Linked DNA regions of Homo sapiens: region 1 is linked to region 2. Evidence: chromatin loops called from intact Hi-C (ENCODE). Cell type or tissue: MCF 10A. All regions are shown on one strand. Each heading gives the region's core, and the rest is flanking DNA. Links, peaks and the distances in the headings are about the cores only.

Evidence for each region. Peaks named below come from ENCODE experiments on the same cell type or tissue, not always from the same donor. Only the 100,000 strongest peaks of a DNase experiment are listed, where the experiment ranks them.
Region 1: it touches region 2 in a loop (5-fold over the local background); 2 of 110 quality-filtered maps call a loop at or near these places.

Annotation. Positions count from the first base shown.
Region 1 is chr20:23,136,565-23,144,060 of GRCh38, reverse strand. No RefSeq gene overlaps it. Among named protein-coding and RNA genes, the nearest start is that of LINC00656, 7.7 kb to the right of the region's middle. RefSeq lists enhancers at 655-949, 6,429-7,496. In MCF 10A, for the core only: no CTCF peak of the experiment used is centred there; a DNase peak (open chromatin) is centred at 4,350.
Region 2 is chr20:22,376,550-22,384,045 of GRCh38, reverse strand. No RefSeq gene overlaps it. Among named protein-coding and RNA genes, the nearest start is that of LINC01427, 97 kb to the right of the region's middle. In MCF 10A, for the core only: no CTCF peak of the experiment used is centred there; a DNase peak (open chromatin) is centred at 4,365.

The sequences.
Region 1 (7,496 bases), core at 3,257-5,756, 760 kb before region 2:
CTCACCTGGGAAGGAGGGCAAGTGTGTGTGGTTCAGACTGGAGCAGCAGCAGACTCTCCAGACTTAGAACAGCATCACAAATATACATGCATGCATACAGACACACACACACACACACACACACACACACACACAGGTGCACAATATATGCATACACACACAAATACACATACACAAATACCTGCACACATAAATACCTACACACACAAATAAACACATGCATACACACACATATTATATCTATCTAGACATTTGTATTCCTGCCTTCTTTCTTTCTTCCCTCCTCACCTCACTCTCCCCCTCTTTTTCTTCCTTCTTTCCTTGGAAATAGAAATTTCTCCAGCATCACTAGCTGCTAAGAAACCAAGAGCTTCTAGATTTTTGTTGCCTACCTGTCCTTTGGTTTGGATGGAATTATCCTATCCCCATAAATCATGTGCTTTCTATACAAATTTACAACTTTGTACAAAATCTAAACTTGGTTCTACAACTCATGAAATAAAAGATGTTAGGAGATTGTTTTGTTGTTGTTTTACCAGATAATAGAATCCCAAAGACAAGTGAAACTTTCAGTGATTCAAAATAGTTTTATTGCAAACTTATTATTTTAAGGATTCCCACAAAATGTGATGAATTTCTAGAATTCTCTCCCTTCTGAATGTCTCTTTTCTCTGGCTTCCTGTGTCCTTCATAAAAAATAACTACACAATCCCTAACACTAGCTGACAGACCCGTGTCACCACTCGCTGGATTTGAAGGTCAGCGCAGTCTCCTTTAACACGGCAGGAAGTGGCTTGCTTTCCATGGGGCTGAGTCATCTGAGGTTTCCCTAGTGCTCAGCACAGAGATGACTGCTTTTCCTGCTTTGGGATTATGAAAATCATACTTATGAAAACAGGAGTGTTAGCATTTTGGAAAAGAGCTTCCCTTTTAAACGATACATGTGTAGATATAAAATTCAAACAATGTAGAAAAATACAGGCAAGAAAGAATATTAGACAGCCCATCACCCAGAAAGGCCTGATATTTAACAGGCGACCGAAATGTGGGGCTCATAACCCATGCATTCAAGACTCTAAAGACCCTGATTACCTTCTTACCTTCATGGTGGTCACATTTTATTGGCTCAATTTGCTACCAGAAATCATCAAAAATCACCACTGCACAGAATGCTTAGCTCACGTGGACTTCGCCACCTACTGAAGTGTAAGCTATAGTACAGGAAATATTATGTTATGAGAAGAGAAGAGAATGCCCTGGCACCCTGTTGTCTAGCAAATGTATCTAGGTCCCCCTCTGCACTGAGTTGGGCTGGTGGCAGGAGTGGGCATTCACGGCACCACTAGGCCTCACTCCGTGCACCTGACCTGGATCGAGCCAGCATTTCCAGGAAAGCCGCCTGCTGTACATCCTTCAGCCTGGGGCTGGGGGCTTCCCTGGCCGGGTTGGACCATAGCCCATGCTGGACCAGAGCCTATCCAGGGGCACTGCTCTGGTATGTTTCCTGGACTGCTGTCGGCCGGCCTAAGACCTCTCCTCAAGGATCCATGCAGGCCTGGCCCACCCACTCTCTCTGTGACCAGATACTACACAGGCTGTGATTTGACAAACTTAGTTCCTTCTGCAACGTTTGCTACTTCCTCTAAGTTCTGTCAGAGGCCTTCTTTTGTGGTTGATTAGTCAAACCTACCCCATTACCCTCGACATGTTGGCCACACCTAGTGCTCAAAGGTGAGCTCCTGAGGCCTTCCCAAACCACCGTACCCAAAACATCAGCCTCTGCCCTTGAGCATCTGGCTTTTTGCATTTTTGTTCATAGCATTTACCTACTCGATAGTATACTTGTGTTTAATTTCATGTTGGCTGCCACCCCACTAGAAGGCAAGCCCTGTGCGGGGGAGGACTTGGTCCGGTTTGTTCATCCCTATATCTCCAGCACATCAAAGTGGCCCTTTGATAAATGCACGTTGAATGAATGCACGCATGAATGAATACACTGCTCCAGACAGGGTTCTCCCACTTTGTTTCCAGCTCTTGGGAGCTGCGTGCAGAATCCATTGGCTTTGATGAAAGGAGAATCCAAGCCTTGGCAGATGTCCGAGCTGACCAAGGCCGTGCAAATGCTTTCATCATGTGTCCCGTCTCAAAGGGTTTTAACAGGAGGTACCGGGAAGTGGGAAAAACTGGAGTTGTGAGATGGTGGGCAGGAGGCTGGAGGAATGGCCCCATCCCAACACTGCCTAATCTCTGCTTGCTCAGCCCTCCACCTCCCCTCAGATCACACTCTTCAGTGTCCCCCTGAAAGCAGAGTCACTATCTCTATGTCAGGGTCCCCTGCCTGCACCTGCTGCTGCTCTTTGGAGCTTTGACGTTTTGTCACTTATCTAGGTGTCTGTTCTCAAAACACTGTGAGGCCCAAGAGGCCAGAGGCACCTGTCATTTGTTTTTCTAAGCCTAATGCCCAGGACACAGATGCCCAGGAGACAGATGCTGGGCATTAGGCTTACAAAGTGAACAGCTACAGATACACGCTGTCCCCAGAGATGATGGCACTGATGCCCAGGAGGCTGGACAAAGGACAGAGAGGGTCTCTTGAGGACCTCTACTCCTGGTGAGGACTTCGCAGCCTGTGCCTTACTTATGGAAGCACAGCCCTCGCAAAGAGCTGGGCTTTGGTTTACTGTAGTGTTCCTGGATTCCTCCCTTCAGAGACTCTGAGGGCCATGGGGACAGCTCCAAGACCAAGCTGCGGTCAAAGCCACCAGGACTGGGTGTCAAGTGGTCAGCAGAGGGACATACCCAGGACCGCTGGCTGCAGCCATGTCCACAATGCTTGACACTCAGCTTAGGCCGACTCAGAGTGGGGTGTGGCTGACAGCCCCCAAAGTCACTCTGGTGCGGGGAGGGAAGCTGGGGTAGCACTGCGTCCTGGAAAACCTGACCCTGAGGACCTCTCCCTTGCTTAGCTAAGAACATTAGGTCACTCTGTTTGCATCATAATGTCTCATGCTTCCCTGTTTAACAATTTTTTAAAATACATTTTTGAATGTTTTCCTTTCAAGTAATCTTGAAAGCCCTGGTTATAAGCTGAATACCTCGGACATGCCATACTTGTTCCTAGGGTCCAAAAGGAATCCATTCAAATTGATAAAATCAATTAATATTTAAAGAACAGATGTAAACACCAGAAGAATTTTTAAAAATAACATAACTAAGGTCAGGTGATGGAGGGAAATAGAAAAAGCACAGTGCTTCGAAAATTCTGTCTAAATCACGGGTACATTATCTCATCAAAGGATAGAGTTACAGGAGTAACAACAAAATGAGCTAGAAATGGAACTCACAATGTCCAAATAAGCAGGAGGAACACACACATCCAAAACAACACGCAGAATGTAAGCCAGACACAAAGAGAGAAAGCTTGTGCAAAACATGAAGACAAAACTGAGATTGAGGAGCTCCAGACTTTGTCCAGGATGGACATTTTAATATAGCATTTAAATATATATGGTATAACATAGCATTTAAGTATAATGCTATTTCACCTAAAGGTGAAATCATAAATTTACTGGAAGGAAATGTAGGAGAATTAGAAAAATAAATAATTTTGGGGTAAAGAAGAGAAGTATGAATAAGGGACAAGAAATAAAAACCAAAAAATTAATGCATTAACTGCATATAAAATAGAAATAATCTACATATTAATAAAACAAAACTTAAAAAAATTAAAACATGATACTGTGAAATATATTTGTATCATATATCAAATTCAAAGGGGTTAGTTTTTTTATTTCAAGTTATTATTATTAATCCATGATTAAAAAATCAACAACTCCACAGCAAATGGACAAGGGATAGAGACAGAAACAGAAAAATAACTGCCTCTTTATTTATTTATTTATTTATTTATTTATTTATTTTTATTATTATACTTTAAGTTTTAGGGTACATGTGCACATTGTGCAGGTTAGTTACATATGTATACATGTGCCATGCTGGTGCACTGCACCCACTAACTCGTCATCTAGCATTAGGTATATCTCCCAATGCTATCCCTCCCCCCTCCCCCCACACCACCACAGTCCCCAGAGTGTGATATTCCCCTTCCTGTGTCCATGTGATCTCATTGTTCAAATAACTGCCTCTTATACACAGGGAAAGATGAGAAAAACGCACTCAAAACTGCAGTGAGTTGCTCCTGCTTCACCCGGCAGGTTGGGACCCACCAGGGAGTGTGCCCACACCATGAAGTGAGGATGAGCAGTGTGAACCAGCACCACCTTCACAGAGGGTGATTGGCAGCATCACACAAAGTAAAGAATGCCAACACCACGTGCCTGACGCGTCCCCATGTAAGGACGTTTCCTGTACGTGTCCATACATGCATGTAGGCTCAGATGTTTATCATAGCAAACCCTTTATCCAATGACTGGGGCCAGAGCTGAATAAATCCTACACACACACAAAGCTAACCTCACTCCAAAGCGTTAACAGAACAAGGCAACCCTCTACTCTTGCTCAGAGAGAGAAACTAAGTGTAGAGCTGTGTATATAATATACTATGGTCTCTGTAAAAGCCACAGAGAAAACACCAGTCTGTGCCTCTTTGTGATTAGGTAAGAAACTAGCAATCATCTTTGTAGCTGAGAAGTGCTTTCTAAATTCTAAAATGCCACTTAATCAACCCCTTGTTAAAGGAATTTTTCAGCAGGTAGGGTCTAACATGATCATACACTCAATAGTTTTATTTTCTAGGTCACTTTCAATTTCAAATATCTTGTCTGATGTTAATGTTCATATATTCATCGTTGACTAAACATGTGTCTTAGTTTCTGTGTCTAAGGCCAACAGAAAGAGAATGGGTCCATAAGAGTCAAGGGCCGGAATTTCTTTTCTTGAGAAGCTGCCCTTGCTGGCTTATGCCAGAGCATGTTTTTTGGCCTCCCTCACAGGCCTCACAGTTCTTTGCCTTTCCTCTGCTTATCTTGACTTACATTTCCATATCGTTGCCCTGAAAAAGGGTAGGTAACTTTGACTTCATGCATCTGAAAATCCTTGATCAGACAGCTTTTGGAGAATGAACAATATTTCAGGAGTCAGGCCTTTTTCCCATGCCTTGTCATTCTAGCAGCCCGGCTTCCCTCCTTACCCAGGGGACAGCACAGTGCTTCTGTTTCAGCTGGGTGGTCCCAGAGAGCTTGAGAAGCCCTGCAAATGGATGGGCAAATTGGAGACCTGAGGTAAGCCAGGTGAGGCTGGTGTGTCTGCAACAGCCAGATGCCTTCAGTTGATTGCGGGGGCTGCATGCAATTTTTGTAATGTGAATTTTGCAAGCCTGTTCTGACATTTTCAACATTGATTTTGCAAACCTACCTCTCTGGATTTCTAAGGACTCTTTGGGAATTATTATTATTTGGTCAGATCATTAAAAATGCAAGGGGAGGGTGCTCTAACCAGTCCAACTCGGTGGCAGATGATTTTTTTGGCTACTCTGGAAAGAAATATTAATCTGAGAAACCAAACTCAACATCAGATGCAGGCAAGACAAAAGGGATAAGCAATGAAAAAGGACAGAAAGCCTTCCCCCTCCTCCAGCACCTGTCCTGCCAGGAGCTGTCCCTGGGGATAAAGGGCTTACCATGAATTTCCTCTGCCCTCTTATTAGACCATTGTACAGCCTCATGAAGCAAGTGTTACCCAAAGGACCACCAGGATGGCTGGGTAGTCGAAGAGAGGGCTTTAATGTCAACATCAGTTTGCAAACCAAACTGATGGAGAGAGTTTCCAGCGTGAATCAAAAGTGCTCTCTCTGAAGAACAAATAGAAGGTCAGAGGTTTTATAGAAAGAAGAAATGTTATGCATTGCTCTTTGAGAAATTTCACCAGCACTAGTAAGGTTCTGAGTAGCTGGCAAGCTCTGATTGGGAAGTGACAGCCATGGGCAAAGCTAGTCTGAGAGTTGCAGCAGGTCATTTCAGGAGTCTTAGATAAAACTGGTTTCAGGCTACTGCAGGCAGTTTCAGCTGCTAGGCCTACAGATAATTACATTTTTGGAGCAATGTATTGTGCTCTGGGTGCTATCCCCACTGGATTCTTGACTGTGTTTTAGTTGGGTGTGACAAGAATGGCCCAATCTGTATGATAAGTTTTCACAAAAGGAAAACTTTTCTTGCAAAAAACAAAGCGAAGATAGACTCAGCAGAGCCTTTCCTCAGCCTTCCTGTAGGACAAATTCTTTCCCCAGTGGGAAAGAATTTACAGGACCTGGGATCTGAATGCTTCTGCCTGGCCTTCTAGTCTCAACCTGGGCTTCAGCCCTCAAACCACCTTCCCCCTTAGGCTTCTTGCGTTCCTTCATTTATCCTGTCTTCACCCCCTGCCCCATTAGCCTCCTTCTCTCGGAGACCGTGGGTGGAGTCTTTCCCACTCCCAAAGTCTACCTGGGTGTTTCTTGGGCTCTTTGCCAGGCTGAGGCCCAGGTGCATCCCCAACACCTTCATGTTCCTTGGTTTTGCCCTGAGGGTTGCAGTGCTCCCACCCCCACCTGGGTACTGAGGCCACTGGAGGTTTTCATGTCAAGTGCCCATGAAGCTGGCTGTCCTGTCCTCAGGACAGGGCAATCTTCCTGCTTGAAACCCATTGTGATAAAATAAATGTCAGGCTCAGCGGGCAGGTGGGGTTTGCATGCTGCCTTGACCTTGGAGGGGCCACTTCACTGCCTCCTGGCTGTCTCTTCAGCAGAACAAATGGAGAAAATAATGGGACAAAGACCGAGCTGAGCAGAAGGGCAGCCACTCCCTTCACCGACCCGCGAGCCAGGCAGAGTAAGCGATGGTGCCTGTGGGTGAAGCCCTGGGTGCAGCTTCCCTGTTCCCACAGTCCCAGCCGTAGGCCCCTCTGCTGCCTCAGTGGACTGGTGATTACTGCTCTGAGCTATGGTGTTCAAGGTAATGTTTCTAAAGAGGGTTGGGGAGCCACGCCCCGAGAGTTCACGCCCTGGTGCAGCCCCTCCAGGGTGGAATCTGGGCCAGGCGCTGACTCACGCCTAACCAGCAGAATACCTACCAGTGAACGGTGTCGGTTTCCCGCCTGCCCGCGAGAGGCCACAGCTGCTGCTGCTTCTCACTGGATCACTCATTCCTGGGAACCCTGAGCCACCCTTCTGGAGAGGCCACAAGACAGGACATGTGGAGACAATAAGAGAGGCCCCTCCACCTGGTCTAACCTCCAGATGACCCCCGGCCCCTCCACCATCGAGCTAAAACTACAGGAAAGACCCCAAGAAAAACAGCGGGAGAAGTGTCCAGCTGAGCCCCCACCCTACCCAACCCAGAGAGGTGACAAAATGGGTGTTAAGTCACTGAGATTTAGGGCAGTCTGTTAAATAGCAAGAAACAACCCAAACAGAACCCAACGGCCTGGCTCCGTCCACCTCTGCGGCTTGCTGGTTGTGCGGCCTCTGGCTGGTTTCTTAACCCCTTGAAGTCACAGCTTTC
Region 2 (7,496 bases), core at 2,910-5,409:
CAGGGTCAGGTTAGGCTGCCCTGCACAGATTCTAATCTTGTGATCCCTTTTGGTTTCTAAGCAATAAAACACTCTGGGGACATACACGTGTATACAGCACACACATGCTTTCTCAGATTTCTCTAGAAATATTAGTTTTGCCTATTAGTCCCAAGAAATGAAATGACAAGTTATATATATGTCAAAAAAGGGAAGCACATATTGCATTTATGTGAATATTACCATATATAAGTTCAGGCACCACTGGGAGACTTAACATTGAGTATTCCCATTAAACAGACTTGGAGAAACAAAACACACACATACACACACACACACACACTCCTTCACACTCACAGTTCTGGTGAAAATTGTTGCTTCACCCCACTTTCATGCCTTTAAAATGTGATTTTCTGATGCATCAAAAATTCATGGGAGGACAGGAGAATAAGAAAGCCCCTCTGGGATTTTAACTTTAACTTTGACAAACTATCTCAGTACGATGAGGTCCTTTTCATAAACCAGGGCAAACTTGGACCTTGCTGTTCTGTTTCATGGCAATATACGGGAAGCAAATGCCACTTGGTAACCAAAAGGTATTAATAGATCTCAAAATACATGGACTTGCACTGTCGCTACACCCTGGAGATCTGGTTAACAGCATTGAATGGGTGTGGGATTTGAGGCTAAATACAGCATTTCCAAAGTAGCTGACATTTCCAAATGTGGCAAACCACAAAAACATTCCTTGTGTGAAGAGCATTTTTCTACAACCGGAACAGGGGCAACTGAATAATTTTAGTCATTTTACCAACCCAATGCACCCGTCACAAAAGCTCAGGTGAAGGAATGCACAGCTATTTTGCAATGATGGTCTGCAATGCTGCCTTGTGTGTTCCCCAGCTGACTCAGTTGTACCATCTAGACACAGCCAGCCTATATGGAGCTGGGGTTTTCACCACAATTCACTAAAATAATGGGCGACAGGCATGAGTGACTGGGGCAGGACTCCTTGCCTTTCACATGGGTCAGCCTCTCTGACGAGTGAGCCCAGGTGCACTGTCTCCTACTCGTTTATTAAAAGAAAGAAAGAGGATATAGTATTTCAGCTTCTTACAGATTTAAAACGGAAGTGATTCAAGTCACAAGAAAAGTACAAACACGTTGCTTAACCGAGTGAGTATATTCTGAGAAATGCATTGTTAGGCTATTTTGCTGTTGTGTGAACATCATGGAGTGTACTTGCACAAATCTAGATGGTAGAACCTGCTACACCCCCAGGCTATGTGGCATTAGCCTATTGCTCCTGGACTACACACTGGGGCAGCACGTTGCTGTACCAAATACTGTAGGCAGTTGTAACACAACGGTAAGTATTTGTGTATCTAAACATAGCTAATATAGGAAAGCTACCCTAAAAATACAATATTATAATCTTATGGGACCACTATTTGATATGCAGTCTATCTTGACTAAACTGTTGTCATGTGGCACATGACCTGTCATCTCTTTTAACAGTGTATATTGACATATTATAGACTCTTAACAAGGCTTGAACATTTCTTCCAGGGGAAACACCTGTTTGGAGCCTTTCACTTTAAATTACAGGCAACTACAGTGAGAGTTCTAGCTTTACCACTTTTTTTTGAGAGGAGGTTCTGGCATTAAAAGTTTATTTCTATCCATGTTATTCAAATATAGCGCACTAACTTTATATTATACAAATAAGTCAGAGAGGAAGAAGGGAAGAGAGCAATTAAAGAGTTATGAATACATTTTTTATTGCAGAAAAGGCCTGAGCCTCCTGGGATTTGAAGGCACACAGAGGATAAATAGGCCCCACCCTGTGTTCTTTGAGAGGTTAACAATATTTAATCCAGAACTTTTTGGAATACATACAGGTGTTCTTTGAAAAAGAGTTTAGCAGTCAAGTGAATTTGAGAGAGGGTGGTTTAATTGAAGTTAAACATTACTTTACTGCAGGGCTTTTCAGAGCCTTTAATCTGCTAAATGCTTGTGACATTCCAAGTGGGGCTGTGAGTGAGGACTGCCTTCGAAAATTTCACACAAGGCACTGCAAGGTATGGGCCCTAGGAAGGGGTGAGGAGGCAAAAGGACGAGGAGGCTGGATAGGGGCCTGAATAGGGGCCTGCTTATGGGACTGTATTTCCCCCAAACATTGAACTATAAAATGCTTTTTGATGGAAATAGTAATAACGTAACAGAGAACACACAGGCACAAGTGAAAAATGAAAAGCAACTTTTCTCCCAAAGAGAAAGGGAAACTTCCCAGGCCCTGAGGGGTGGGGGCGGGGGAACCAATGTTTTGAGCCCTTTTTAAGCATCACATTAGCTCCTTTACAACTACTATGAGCTTCTAACATCGGGCATTTTAAGATAGAAAGGGAGGGGTCCAACACATGGCTTTCTGGGAGAGTGATCCAAGAATGTCAGGTCACCTGCAACACATGCACAGGTACCCAGAGAGAGAGAGAGAGAGAGAAAGAGAGAGAGAGAGACCTCTTTGCAGAAGGCCATGATGTCCCTGGGAAGTGGCATGAGAAGGAGTCACTACAGGGTCCACAAATCATACATGCTCTAAGCATCATCCATGGCCCGCATACATGGTCTGTCTTAAAGTGATTTGCACCATTCTATATCAAACAGATAAACGCTACTGTGATTGATAAAATACAATTAATGTAAAAATCTTGCTGAGTTCACAGTAACAGTCTGTCTTTAAATATTTTCTCTATAGATGGATAAGAGTAGAGCTAATATTATGTGTAGATCCTCAAACTTAAAATTTTTAAATGAGCAGTTTAGACATGGTTCAAAAAATAGAAAATGTCAAAAGATATAGAATAAAATTATCCATTATTTATATCTGTAAAATTATCTCCCTTCTGGTCCCATATACCAAGACTCTGATTGGATAATCCTTGTTCTTAGTTTCTCATGTAATCATCCAAGATTTTTAGCACACACAAGCGCATTCAAACATAGATTTTTACTTTCCCCTTTCTTACAAAATAGGTAGCATATTTTATATGCTATCCCACATTTTTTGAAAGGTCAAATATGACTGCACTACTGTATCTCCTCTCTATTGAAAGGGACTTCTTCACCCTCACACAGCTCATAAACACTGTCAAAAGCTACCTGAACCTTGAACCACTCATAGAGCGGTTGGTCTTATGTCCCATACCTCACTTTTCCTCCCCACCTTCATGGATGCCCTTAGAACACTTCTGGTGACATGTGGGACTGAACTTTTATCATTGCTTTGTGACTGTTACACCCATCTGTCTTCAAGGAGAGGCTGTCTCCTGTAGAATAGGATATCTTACTATCTCGAATCCCAGAACCTACAGAAGAGCTCACCTCTTAATATCCAATGTCTCCAGGGTAGAAGGTTACCATAGGTAGGGGTCACTGGACGTGTGTATTTCTAAATAACCTGGGAGATTCCAATGATACTCCAAGAAAGAAGATGCTTAGGTGGGTCTCATGGCCTTCATGGATACTGTAATCTGCAGGAAGGATGTGATGGGCAGCCCTTCTCCAATTCATGTACAGTTTGGTTATATTCTCTTTTAGTAAAAGAAGAAAAACAATCTTCATTTCTAATTCTACTTGGCTTGTAAATTTGGACTTATCTTCAGAAAGAAATCACTCAGGAAGGAAAAGAAATAAATCAAAATAATAGAGGGACAGAGGATTCTTCAACCAAAGGAAAAAATAATCTCAGTTTTTCAACAAGAACAAGTGAATATGGCAGAAAAAAAGTAATTCATCTGAGCTGGGTGAAGTTAGAAAGAAGATTCAAATTTGAATGAAGTTGAACTCATGATCATATTGCTTGACTGAGTGCCTACAAGGTGCCCCCTTTACCTCCACTTCCTCCTCACATTGTTCACCAGCCTTGGAACTTGGTGTGATGCAAAGGCTGGCAAAAAGAGAAATCAATGAAGTTCAACATCACGAGGAAATTGCAGAGGTGTGGGAGAAGCTGATGTCTTTTACAGAAAAACTTGAGAAAATCTGAGTATGTGTCAGGAGCTGTGAGAACCATGGAACTGTACCTGACCCCAGATACAAAGCAGAAGGAACAGTTCATGATTCTTATCCTGGAATTATTTTTGGTGGATTAAGAGTAGATAGATTAATTTCAAGAATGGTGCCAATTCTCCACAGCTCCCTGTATTTACATCTTCTGAAATGTGACTTTGCAAGTCTTCCCAAATCTATTTCCTTCCCTATGAATAAGGGCTTCCCCTGTGACTCACTATGCCCTATAGAATGCTGCAGAAATGTTGGGGTTTGGGGGGCAAAACAAGCTTAGGCTTAAGAGGCATTGCATGCTGTTACTCATTTGGAACCCAGCCAGGGCCATGGGCAGTTGCCTGGGCTAGCCTGCTGGAGGATGAGAGGCCCTGGGGAGCAGAGATGAGTCAATCCAGTGGCCCTCCCAGGTAATGTTTAAGACTCCAAAGGAATAGCCAGTGAGACAGGAGGAAACCCACAAAATGTGCTGCTAGAGAAGGCAAGATTGGGGATGTTTCAAGGAGATTGTGGCTGGCTGTGTTGGATTCCGTTGATAATCAAAAATGATGAAGATAGAAAAAAATGTCCTTTGGATTTAATGTCATGGGGAGTCTTGGTGACCTTAATAAGATCTGTTTTGTTCTTGTTGGTATGCTGAGGACAGGAGCCTGCTCAGAGCTATGCCAAGTAGATTAAGACTGTGAGTGTAAGCAACTCTTTTGAAGACGTTGTTGATACACTTTTTGATGAAACAAACTAAGGTGTAATGATGTGGTATTAAGAATCATTCAGCAGAGAGAGAGAGAATCTTGATAAGAGGGAGAACTCCATAATCAAGGGACAGGACACTTGAAAGACAAGGGTTTGGGAGCCTGGTAGACAGATGCCCAAACTCAGATGAGTTCTCTAACTGTCTAAGGTTTACGTGCCAAGTGCTTTGTGGCCTGTAGAGAAATGCGCAACAATCATTCATTATTTTTGCTTTTTTTATCAACTCTTTTTCCCTGGACAATGCTTATTTTTGATAATAATTAGTAGAAGTAACTATATGGAAACTAACTTTATGGCAACGAATCTGGCAGACACCATCTTAACCATATGATCATAAGTAACTGGACAAACTCACATTATGTGTCTCTTGATATGATACACTGAGGAGGATAAAACCTCACTTCCACAATTTTCCTGGTGAAAACGCATCAATTACCTCTCATTATGAGGAAATACCAGACAAAATCCAAATGAGGGCTATTCTATAAAACAAGTGGCCTATCTTCTTCAAAAGTGTCAAGGTCATAAAAAGCAAAACAGATTAAGGAACTATTCCAGATTTAAAAGAGACTGAAGAATGATGATAATCAAATACAACATATGTGATTGAATTGTTTCCTGGAATATATATATATATATACACACACACACATATATATATATATATATATATATATATATACACACACACACACACATATATATATATACACACACATATATATATACACATATATATACACATATATATACATATATACACATATATATACATATATACATATATACACATATATATACATATATACATATATATACATATATATATATACACACACATATATATACATATATATATTTAATATAAAGGATAATTTCGGGATAATTTACAACACATGAGTAAGGTCTCTAAGTAGTAATATACTAATGTTAAATTCTGATTTTAATTATGCTATAGTTCTGTAAAAGAATGTCCTAGATCACAGAAAATACATACTAAATTATTTGGGGATGATGAGGCATTATGTTTGTATCTTACTCTCAAACAGCTCGGGAAAAAATATGAATATAGTAGAATTCTAAGATAGTTCCCAAGCTTTCTACACCCTGGTACACAGGGTGTAGAAATTAATTGCTTCTCCATGGGTTTGAGCAGAATGTATGCATATGATGGGAGACCACTCCCATGATTTGATTACTCATCAGTTGACTTTGAGTTAATCCAAAGGGAAGTGATCCTGGGTGCACCTTGCCTAAGCAGGTGAGCCCATTAGATGAAGGTGAAGCATCAGAAAGACTCCATGCTGCTGGAGAGCAAGCCAACATGTTGTGGGAGTATGGGAAGAGCCACTCAGCAGGAAATGCCAGGAAGCCTCTAGGAGTTAAGCCTGATCCCTGGCTGATATCTGGTGAGAAAATGGGGAACCTCATGAGTCCTACAACCACAAGGAACTAAATTTGACCAGTAAAAAGTGAGCTTGGAAGAGGGCCCTTAGCCTCAGGTGAGAGAATAGCTCCAGCTAACACCTTAAAGTCAGCCTGGTGAGACCCTGAATAGAGATCTCTGCTAACCTGTACCTGTACTCTTGACCCATAGAAATTGCAAGGTAATAAAAGTGTATTGTTTTAAGATACTAAATTTGTGATAATTTGTTACATAGCAAAATAAAACTATGATGTCTAAAGCAAATATGTCAAAATATAAACAACTAGTGAATCTTGGTGAGCAACTTAGAGCAGTTCTTTGTACATTTTTGCAAATTTTCTGTAAATCTGAAATGATTTAACAATAAAATGTTATCTAAGGTGTTATATATATATATATATATATATATATATATGGCTTAATATATGCCAGATGATGGTTAAAGTATTTTTAAATATATTAATACATAAATTTTCATTAAAAAACAAATGACCCTTCTTCTTCATGACCTGTTTTACAGATAAGGAAACTGAGGCATGGAGAATTCAGATGACATGGGTGAGGTCCCACAGCCAGTAAAAGGCAGAGCTGGACTTGAATCTGGATTCCAGGTTCACGCTCCTAAGGACTCTGCCCTACTCTCAGTGACCCTGAAGTGATATCAAACCAACTGACCCAGGGGACTGGGTGAATGTGGTTGAGCATGATCCCGCAGGGCCCTGAAATTCATGGGGAATCATTTTTGTTTTATCCTCTGTCATTTTTTTTTTTTTTTGAGATGGGGTCTTGCTCTGTTACCCAGGCTGGAGTGCAGTGGTGTGATCTTGGCTCGCTACAACCTCTGCCCCCCAGGTTCAAATTATTCTCATGCCTCAGCCTTCCAAGCAGCTGGGATTACAGGTGCCCGCCACCACCATGCCTGTCTAATTTTTGTATTTTTAGTAGAGACGGGGTTTCACCATGTTGGCCAGGCTTGTCTTGAACTCCTGATTTCAAGTGATCCGCCTGCCTTAGCTCCCAAAGTGTTAGGATTACAGGCATGAGCCACCGCGCCTGGCCTCCCTCTTTCTTTTATTTATCATACACACATTTATAGTCATGCTGTGAATATCACAGCAGGACGACTCACAGCATTGGAATTTAAACAATAGTATATTTGTCTTATACTGACGATTTTATATATTATCAAAGGTATTCATATACCATAATTTGCCTTATCTATCCCCAAATCTGAAACCTCCATAATATATCAAGCTAACAAAGTTAAGTAGAT